Linked DNA regions of Homo sapiens: region 1 is linked to region 2. Evidence: read pairs that join two places in POLR2A ChIA-PET (ENCODE). Cell type or tissue: MCF 10A. All regions are shown on one strand. Each heading gives the region's core, and the rest is flanking DNA. Links, peaks and the distances in the headings are about the cores only. Region 1 has its middle 340 kb from the start of NSUN3. Region 2 has its middle 230 kb from the start of NSUN3.

What was found. ChIA-PET counts read pairs that join two places held together with the same protein. Peaks named below come from ENCODE experiments on the same cell type or tissue, not always from the same donor. Only the 100,000 strongest peaks of a DNase experiment are listed, where the experiment ranks them.
Region 1: POLR2A ChIA-PET joins it to region 2 with 5 read pairs; 2 of 35 experiments call an interaction of 5 or more read pairs at or near these places.

The regions. Positions count from the first base shown.
Region 1 is chr3:94,403,835-94,409,224 of GRCh38, reverse strand. No RefSeq gene overlaps it. Among named protein-coding and RNA genes, the nearest start is that of NSUN3, 340 kb to the right of the region's middle. In MCF 10A, for the core only: no CTCF peak of the experiment used is centred there; no DNase peak of the experiment used is centred there.
Region 2 is chr3:94,291,041-94,296,430 of GRCh38, reverse strand. No RefSeq gene overlaps it. Among named protein-coding and RNA genes, the nearest start is that of NSUN3, 230 kb to the right of the region's middle. In MCF 10A, for the core only: no CTCF peak of the experiment used is centred there; a DNase peak (open chromatin) is centred at 2,340.

The sequences.
Region 1 (5,390 bases), core at 299-5,298, 110 kb before region 2:
ACAAAAATTAGCCAGGAGTGGTGGTGTGTGCCTGTAGTCTCAGCTACTTAGGAATCTAATGTGGGAGGATCACCTGAGTCCAGGGAGGTCGAGGCTGCTGTGAGCCATGAGAAAAAAAACAAACAAACAAACAAACAAAAAAAAACCTTAAGCAATGGCGGAGAAATAGAAGTAGAGAAGTTAGATAGTCATTAAAGCCATCACCTGATATTTTTAGTATTTGTTAGTGTAGTTAATTAGGTATGTCTTATTCAGAAAATACGAGGAATACAAGGCAACCTCTGCCAGTATATATCAGTGTCTGACAGTACAAACTCCTGGATTCAAATTTTCCTTGCTGCATTTCAACACGAATTAAAATATTTTCTCTTTCCTCTCACTAAAATCTTTGTTAGCATTGTCAAAATTTTGACACATTTTCCAATATTAAAAGATATAACATCTTATTGTGTGAAGAAAGGTGGTCCTTTCAGTGATAAGATTCTCCACCTCTGAAGTTAGTGGCACACAAAAAAAGTAGAGAAGAATCTAGCCAATCCCATTATAAATCAATAGTCTAGGTATTCAGATGACTAAAAAGTGATGACGACATGAAATTATCAATAGATTTCTCAAGACAACTGACAACTTATAAGGAAATAATTGTCTTCTGTCTGAATTCGGTCAAATCAGTATATCTGAAAAATACATAGCTGTTGATCCCAAGAACAACACTGATTAAGTAAATATCTAACCAACTGGGATTTCATCAAGGCAACTGCATAAAATTGAGATGAGGCTACATCAATGGTAGGTGCTTTGAAGAGCAATAGTCAAATGAGGCTTCATAGAAAGTACACCTACATGAAACATACAGATAACATATCAGTTTACATATGTACAAGAAATGCAATAAATCTCTAAATGTGCAATAAAAGGAGAGGAAACTGCTTTTTTAAAAAAAAGAATCATGCTCAAGGACAAAGAAATTGAGGCACAACAGCAGCAGCATTTTGGGAGCTAGAAAACAATTTGAGGGACCTGAAAGCTAAATCTACAAAGGATTGGAGGGTCGAGTTTTAGGAATTGGAGCGGAGCTGCTGGAAGAGATAAAAACAGGTTATTGCTCCTCCTCAACCTCAGTAAAGGACAGAAGTTTTACTCTATAGAGAGATTGTTACAGAGAGACCCAAACATGGCTACTGATAGTATACTATTTTCACATCCTAAGGTGATTAATCCAGGAGTGCCTCCCTCCAAGATTTTCTTGATAGAACGACCAGAGAAAAACTACCCTTTCTTCAAGTTGAGAAATTGAAAGGATGTAACTCAGGAAATGTTAGGAATTGTGTATACTGCCACATAAAGAAATCTAAGAAAATGAATCTGCTAAGCAATTAAGAAGACGTAGTAAGAATTGGAAACAGATAACCTCATTAATACAGACTTTAAGTTTTAGGAAATCAGTAAGTGACTGTTTTTGCTCCATGTTGACCTCAGAGTTTGGCACATACTATAGCAGGTTCTCAATAGAAGTTTGTTGAATGAATACATCAAGTTTCTGATTTCAGTTCTTAAGATCCTAGAAGATTCCCTGCTTCCTATAGATATCCCAGCAGTCATCCCTTAATATATATATATATGCTTTTTATATTTTCATATATATATTTATACCTTTATATATATAACGTATATATCCTTTTGCTGACGTTAGTTTAAATTTTGTCTTAATTTAAACTAATGTCAATTAAATACAAAAACAATACCAAAAGAGGAAGAAAAAAGTTATAAGCCCTAAAATGTAGAAGTAGCTTGTTCAAGTTGCACTAGGGGACAGTGAAGATCCTTCCATCCAATGCTGGAAAAATAATTGTTCTAAGTCAGGGAAGCAGTTTATTAAGCAATTGATAGTCTTTAATATGTGCCTGCCTAAATTCAATTTTCAATGGGAGAAAAATATTAGAGTATTGGAATGCTGCCTTTGTTTCCCAGGATTCAGCAAGTTCCCATAGGAGAGACACAAGCTTTAATCCAAGTTTCTCCATCTGAAAAGAGAAAGGCCACTACAAGCATAAATGCTTTTTAAAAGATACATTTTCTACCTGTGGCCATTAAGCTGTGACTTCTAAACCTTATAATTAATGCATACTAAAGAATTGCAAAAGTTATCTACCTTACATCAAAATTTGTGTTTGCAAAGGTTAGGAAGGGAGAAGCACTGCACTAGCTAAGACTGAAACCCAAAAGAACCAATATAATGGAGTAGTCTCTTCTATCAGGGTGCTCTTGAGCTTTCCTTTTGTTGTTGTTCTGAACTCCCTATCTGGCAAAGGTGTTAACTTTTCTCTAAAAGCATCATCAAAGAAAATGCAGACTCTAGGCTTTGAGCATTTAAGAAGCTCTGCCTTACCACTCTGGCCTACTACTTTATTGTATTTGGGCAGTGGCTTAAACCAAAGGCATTGAGCTGAGACCTGACACATTGAGAGGGTGTGGGACCTGTTGCTAAGAAACAGAAACTGCAAAGGAGAGATCCATATACAAAGATCCCAAATTCACAATATTTAATTTTATTTATTGCTGAAGAATTCCCATCAAATGAAACTTACAGGCAACTACACATAGAGCTTAAGAAAGTGAGAAGAAGAAAAAAAAAGGAGAGAAGAACAAAGAGTAGGAGGACAAGAGAAAATAAGGAAGGAAGGAAAAAAGAAAGAAAGAAAAAGAAAGAAAAGAAAGAAAGAAAGAGAAAGAAAGAAAGAAAGAAAGAAAGAAAGAAAGAAAGAAAGAAAGAAAGAAAGAAGGAAGGAAGGAAAGAAAGAAAGAAAAAGAGAGAGAAAGAAAGAAAGTCGGGGGAGAGAGAGGGAGGAAAGATTTATTGAAAAAGAAACCACAGGCTTGGTAAACAATGGTGCCTTATTATTTAACTGCAGAGGCAATCTGCATGGTTGTGACAGAATTTTCCTCCAGAGGTAGACCATCCCACCGTTGGTGAAGCCTCATAAATACCCCTGCAGATATGTCTATAAAGAACCTTGCAAAATTGAATTTTTTCAAATTTTTCCTTTTGGGTATAACAAGGACACCAAAATTTCTGACCAAATAAATCATACCACTTTCAGGAAAGTGAGTAAATATGTGGATACTTCTCAGTGTCCCAGCCTAGCTTGATAATAATGAAAGCTAACATTAATGGGACATGCACTCATTGTATGCAGGCATTGTATTAAGGGCTCATTGAATCCTCAAAACAACTCATGAGATAGTTCCTATCACTATGTTGGTTTGAAGAAAAGAAAACATGCTTACAAAAAGTTAAGGGCATTGCTCACAGTTAGAAAATTTGTAAGGGTAAGAATCCAAACCGAAAGAATTTGACTCCAGGGCTAGCCACTGTAACAGCTCCACTCTAATAATTATGTAATGGTTTTGGACTCTTGACAGCTCTATATTTCTTCACATTTTCTCCTTATTTCAGTGGTTTTTGGTTATGGGAGATTTCGCCCCTCAGAAGGTATTTGGCAATGTTTGGAGACATTGTTTATGTCACGAGTTTGGTGGAAGGGGGCTACTGACATTCAATGGATAGAGGCCAGGGATGCTACAAAACATATGAAAATACACAGGAAAATCCCCAAGAAGAAATAATTAATCAACCCAAAATATCAATAGGGCCACTGTGAGAAGCCCTGCCTTGCCTGTAAAAAAAAGTTTAGCTCTTCATTGTACGTTGTGAGTATTGGGTAGTCAAAAGTACCACTCTATACATGAGTCAGCTAACCACATCTAAACTTGAATGAGAAGATATCGCATTGCCCAGACATTCTAGATGTAAAGTTGGATTCTTTTTTTGCTTGTCACCTATATGGGAAAGGGTAGGAGAGTTTGTGATTACACATAAAGCAACTGAATATAACACAGGAATCCTTTTGAAATTATACATGTGGAGAGTGGTGTCAGAAAAATGGTGGAATAGGAGTACTGTGGCTTCACTGCCCTCGAACCAGCAACTATTTACAGACAAAGGATACCTTTGTGAATATCTCAGAATTAGGAAGTGAGGCTGAAACAACACACTGCCTTGAACTGCAGAAATTTGAGAAAAGCCATGTCCCAAGAGTAAAAGAAATGGTTGCCTTTCACCATGCTATCCCTCCTTCAAGTCAGCACAGTGCCACACAGACGATTCCCCTGGACCTCCAGTTTCTACAGTGGGAAAAGTAAGATGAAAGTAGACATTCAGCTTCCCCATGATTCTGGGGCCCCTTACAGGAAGAATTGATACACCATAGTAATAAAATAAAGGATAAAAATTATGTAATCATCTCAATAAATGCAGCAAAAGCATTTGACAGAATTCCACACCCTTTCATAATAAAAACTCTCAACAGATTAGGTATAGAGGTAATGCGCCTCAACACAATAAAGGCCATCTTTACAAACTCATAACTAATTTCATTTTCAATAGTGAAAAGCTGAATATTTTTCCATCAGAAACAAAACAAGAATGCTCTCTCTCGCCAATTCTTTTCACCATACTACTAGAAGTCTTAGCCGGAGAAATTAGGCAAGAGAGAGAAATAAGATGCATCCTAATAAGAAAGTAAGAAGTAAAATTGTCTCTATTTGATGATGACAAGATCTTATATATAGAAAACCCTAAAATCTTCATCAAAAATAAAAAAAAAATGTTTTTGGATTGATAAATGGATTAAGTTGCAGGATACAAAAGTGACATGCAAAAATCAATAATGTTTCTATATACTAATAATGAACCATCCAAAAACAAAATTAATAAAACAATTTCATTTATAATGGCAACAAAAAGATTAAATGCTTTGTTGTAAATTTAATTAAGAAGATAAAAGACCTGTATATTGAAAACTACAAAACATTGATGAAAGAAGTTACACAAAACACAAATAAATGGAAAGATATTCCATGTTCATGGAGTGGGAGATTTAGTATTGTGAAAATATTCATACTACTCAAAATGAACTACAGATTCAATGCAATCCCTATCAAAATTCTAATGTGATTTTTCAGAGAAATATAATAAAGTAATCAAATTGTATGGAACCACAAAAAGTCTGAATAGTCATAAAAATCTTTACTGAAAAGAACAAAGCTGAAGACATCCCTCTTCCTAGTTTCAAAACATATTATAAAATAGCATGGTACTGGCATAAAAACAGACCCACATGACCAATGGAACAGTATAAAAGCCCCAGGAATAAATTCGTGCATTTATGGTCAACTGATTTCTGACAAAGATGCCAAGATCATGCAATAGGAAAAGAACAGTCTGTTCAATAAATGCCATTGGGAAAATTGGATATACACCTGCAAAAGGAAGAAATTGAATTCTTGTCTCACACCATATATAAAAATCACCTTAACATGGATTAAAA
Region 2 (5,390 bases), core at 307-5,306:
AAAAGTCCTTCATTTAAGTTTAAAAAACCAGTAACTACATATTTTTTTCCATATAATGGTATCAGGTTTAGAGGTTTTTAAGTAGGACATGCAGGGATCAGACAGTCAAAGAGAAGTTTGGTATCCAGTTAATGGCAGTATCCCATCCAGTGAATCCAAAAAGCCCTCAAAGTTGTCATTTTATTTTGAGCTTACAGAATTGTAGAACACCTTGTAGTTGTTCAGGATCCAAATGCAGCTCTGCTTCTGAAATCAGATGACCCAGATATTTAACTTGGGACTTAACTAGTTGTAGTTTTTCTTTAGAAACCATATGACCTTTGGTGGCTAGGAGTTTTAATAAATGTACACTGTCTTCCTTGCAGTCTTGCCTATGAGGAAGAACAAACTAATGTAATAAAGACAAGTTTTAAGAAAAAGCCACATCTCCTAAATCAGCATTCAGAATTTGGGAGACGTAAAAAGGATTTTCAGTATATCCCTAAGGCATAACCACCCAGGTATATTACAGTTTTACCCAGGTGAAGGCAGATACGTATTGATGGCCTTAATCAACAAGAAGCTAAAGGAGGAACTGCAGAGTTTAATTACAGTGAAAAATTTACTATCAGTTGGTATTCATGTCAGCAAAGTGTGAAAATTTGGAACTATGGGATGATGGGGTATGATGATATTATTTATCTTGAACACATCTTCATCCTTGGCTGTTAGGTTTTCTTATTGGGAGAATGGGAGTATTACAGAGACTAGTACAAAGAATTATTAAACCTCGAGGCTTCTATTTTTCAGTTGTGGGTTTTATGCGTTGTCAGGCAAATTGACTGAAGAGATACTCTTCGATATTAGGCAAGGGGGTCAATTTGGATTTTTATTAGGAGTGTACTCTGCTGATGATATGGCCCATAAAGACACAGGTGTCTGTTCCAATAAGGAATTTTGGAAGGCAACAGAGATGTCTTTGGCACATGAGACAGCATAACAAATAACTGAGACATCATTGGTAGAGTCCTGTCAACTAGAGGCTAAAATAAGAGTCAATATAAACTTAATTTTATTTTGAGCCAAATTTGAGGATTGCAATCCAGAAATGCAGAATTAGCACAAACCAAGAATATGTCCTAGAGTGGGCTACATGAGCTCAAAATTTATACATTTTGTTATCTAAAAAATGAAAGAAGGGAGACAGTGAAGCAAAGGTGACATTCTTACAATTCTGATTAGTGCTCAGTGACCTTATATATAAGACAAAGCAAATAGGTGGTTAACATATACAGAGTAAAATGTTAACTAGTATATAGTTGTCTTAAGGTCTGGAGAGAGATACCTGATTTTATCCTGTCTTTGTGCTTTATCTGATAGGAAAGGTTGTAATTAGTACATGTCAGTTAAATATTTGACAGACCTCATCCTTGTGAGTGAGAGATTAACTTTAGTTTATAGGCCTAGTTTTTATTACTCATATGTCCAAACTGAAGCAATCTTGAGTCACTTTAAAAACATATTTTTTTTTAGGTTTTCCTTTTTTTGACAGTTCAGTGAACTATTGGGGTCATCAAATTCTAGAATTATTTCCCTCTTTTGGGAGAAGGAGATGCCGGCATGGTTTTTCTCTTTAAAAAATCTTATCCCAGTAAATGAGCTGGAGCAGACTCCACCAGCAAGAAAAGATGAGTATCCTGTAAAAATCCCAAGCAGAAAGTAATAGATTGGGACAGAAATGCTATCAATGGCTTATTAGAGACTGCCACCCTTTGGATGTTTTATTACTCTGAGGTAGGGGCAGATGGGGTTGAACTGATAGGGTTGTTCCTGTGTCTCTGAGAACAGTTAGAATCTTATTGCCAATCTGAAGAGTAATCTCCTCACAGTGATTAAGAGGGAGGATTGAAGAAAACACTGAGTCCTCACATCCCCTACATTGTGGGGGAGATAATGGAAGTTCTTTTGAAGGATGTCTAATTCATTTAAGCTTAGGATAGTTCTTATTCCAGTGGTTTGGCTATTTACAATAGTGACAGTTACCAGGAAATAGCCCTTGTGGATTCAAGTTGTACCATTTAGGGTCTCAATTATGGAGTTTTTGTTCGTCTGTTTTTTGTTTGTTTGTTTTGTTTTTGAGAAAGGGTCTCACTCTGTTACTCAGGTTGGAGGGCAGTGGTGCCATCATGGTTCACTGCAGCCTTGACCTCCCAGGCTCAGGTGATCCTCCAACCTCAGCTTCCCAGGTAGCTGGGCTACAGGCATGCACCACCACACCCTGTTGATTTTTGTATTTTTTTTGGTGGAGATGGGATTTTGCCATGTTCCCCAGACTGGTCTCAACCTGTTGGGCTCAAGTGATCCAACTGCCTTGGCCTCCCAAATTGCTGGGATTACAGACATGAGTCACTGCACTCAGCCCTCAATTGTTTTTTCTGGAAGCATTCATCTGTGTAGTTGGACATTTAAAATTTTAGTGGCTTTCTTTTTATTGGTATTGTCTAAGGTTTCAGGCCATTAATTTGCCAAATTAACAAGATTAGTAGTTGATATGGTCTCCTATTTTAGGCAGGCTCTTTTTATTAGTTGAGGAAGCTCTTATGAGAGACCATTAGCAAACACAGAATTAAAGGTGACTCTAGTGGAGTCAACATCCATGGGAAAACTAGGATTTTCTCTAAGTATAGCTTGGAACCTGATATAATAGTTGTGAACCTATTCTTTTGGCTATTGAGTACAAGCTTGAATTTTATTGCAGTCTGTGGCTTTGGGAAATGCTTTGACAATGGCCCCATGTAAATTTCTTGCAAGTTGCTGAGTCTGTTCCCAGTATTGCAGACCATATGCTGAGGAAGTAGGAACAGGTCTCACTAAATCCTTTTGGAGATGTTTACAATCTGCTTTTGCATTTGGTGATGGACCTGGCTTTCTACAAGCATACAAAGAAGTCAGTAAAGGCCAGAGAAGCCAAGCTCTTTTAAGCCTGAACTGTAATGTAAAATTCATGGAAAAATAATGGGAGTCTTCAGTAACTAGGAAATTCCTTGGCTATAGCATGAGGTTCAAATTTAGTCCAAGGGTCATAAGAAATCTAGGGAACCTCAGGATTGTTAGAGAGCCTGATCTTAAAGGAGCAAGTTTTCTAGGTTGAGACTGAAAAGCAGGAGATGGGGTGTTAGCACAGGAAGATGTATTAAAAAGGAAGAAAGTTTGGAAAGTGAAAGATTGAGAGGAGAGGCAGTAGATGGCACCTGAGAGACAGAAGGATTTTGAACTTTTAAAGTCTTTTTTTCTTCTTTTAATTTATTATTTGTCTTTGTTAATTAATATTTTGGAGCAAGAAAAATTTTGATTCCCAATTGCATTTAGATGCCTCAGTGTACCAATTAAGGTACACATTTCATTCAGATTGCTTAGTTTTAGAGCCTTTGCTTTCTAGTTTATTCCTGAGACAAACTAAATTAGAGAAGTCAAAATCCCCTCATCTGAACCTGGAGGTCGAAACCTCACAGCTGAGGTCAACACGAGGAAATAACCCTCCTCAACAAAAGATATCCCAGACAAGAGAGAGAAAGACGTCTCTTCAAACAGGGAGGAGAAAGACCTCTCTCAACCAAATCCCAAATAAAATGGAACTCAAACCAAATTCAGGAGCTCTGTCCAAGAAAGACTCATCAGGGGGAAAAGGGGCACTCAAAGATCTCCATTATAGGTAACTCACACCATAATCCCAAGGGCCAGTGATTCTCCTCAAGGTCAATCAGCTTTAGAGCCCACTTCTGACACCATGTATTTCAAAGTCAAAATTAAAATGTAGAGTTGAATCTCTAAACTTAACGTTTTATTTGGGAAGCAAGAATTGTAATTCAGGGCATGTATGTAGATTAGATGGTCTTTAGTATATCCTAAGAACAAAGAGAAAGTTGGGGGTTTTATAAAAAAGAAGAATGTTATGTGTGGTCTTGAGAAAAAATTCATTGGCATTAGTAAAGCTTTGGGGAGCTGGCAAGCTTCAATAGTGGGTGATATCAGTGGGCAGCATTAGTCCTAGAGTTGCAGCAAGTTATCTCAGCAGGAGCTATAGATAAAACTAGTCTCAGGTTACAATTGTGTATTTGGTCTCAGGTTTATTGTGGCTACAAAAATGAAATGTATTGACTATCAAGAAAACCAGAACCATTCTGTATTGAAGGTAGAGTGAATACATGAGAGATGAATAGAGCAAAAATAAAATCTGAGTAATATTTGCTGAACTCTGCAAGTTCAGCAGGTGGACCTGAAGAGAATTATATTTCTAGAGCAATGTTATGTATCTCAAGTGCTTTTTTCCCCTGGCTCCTTGACTCTGATTTAGCTGGGTATGACAAGAATGACCTAATTAGTATGATCAACTTTCACAGTATAATGGAGGGACCCAATTCTTCCTCTCTATCGTCATAAGGTTCATTCTTCTTATAGTATAAAGTCCACATTTCTTTGTTCAAATCTATTGAGAGAAGAAATATAACAGCTCTCCAAGAAAGAGTCCTGGAACTCAACCAAGTTAGACCACAGAAGTCACATCTATCCCTGAACCAGTGGTTGTGGCTACAAGAATGAAACATGCTGACTGTCAAGAAAACCAGAACCATTGTGTATTGAAGGCAGAGTGAACAGATGAGAGATGAATAGAGCCGAAAGAAAATCTGGGTAATATTTGGAAGTGGGAAGGCAGGAAATGAATTCCAGAAATGCTACTGAAACTATCTACAACTGTGGTTAGATTTTCAATATTTACCTTTAAAAATTACATATTTTAAGCAAAAATTATAATGCTACTATTTTGCTATTTGCCAGATACATATAGAATAGATATTTTAAAATACATATCAATAAATTAATAAACTAATTAAAAGACATATCAATAAACTGATATCTGTATCAATTCATAGTGTGTTATGTTGATGTGGTTTGGGAACAGCAAGTTTGAAATGTACAATGATCATCTTTCAATACACTATGTATGTATCTGCATGTTATTTTCGTATTTTAAGATTATAGGAAGTCTAAATTTGAGACCTTTTCTGAATGTAAAGCTCTGGCCAAATAACCTTACTAGGCAGCTCTCACCACCACAACCACCACCACTGTGACTATAGGCACAGTTTCCACTTCTTTGGGTCTTCTAGTTTTATTAGTAAGCTTTCAAAGATAGTCACTAAATTAGAAATAGGGTTCACATTCAAATGCTCAAATGAAATATAAATATTTCTGCCTAGAGTGTATTCAGGAAAGTAAACTCCCTGTTAGGGAGAATTACTTAACAATTTCCATGAAGGTGAGTACACACTGCAGTAAAGAGCTTTAGAGATTGGGAAAAGGCTAAAGTTAAGCGGAGCTCCCTGGAGGACTGTTAAAGCAGTTTATTTTAA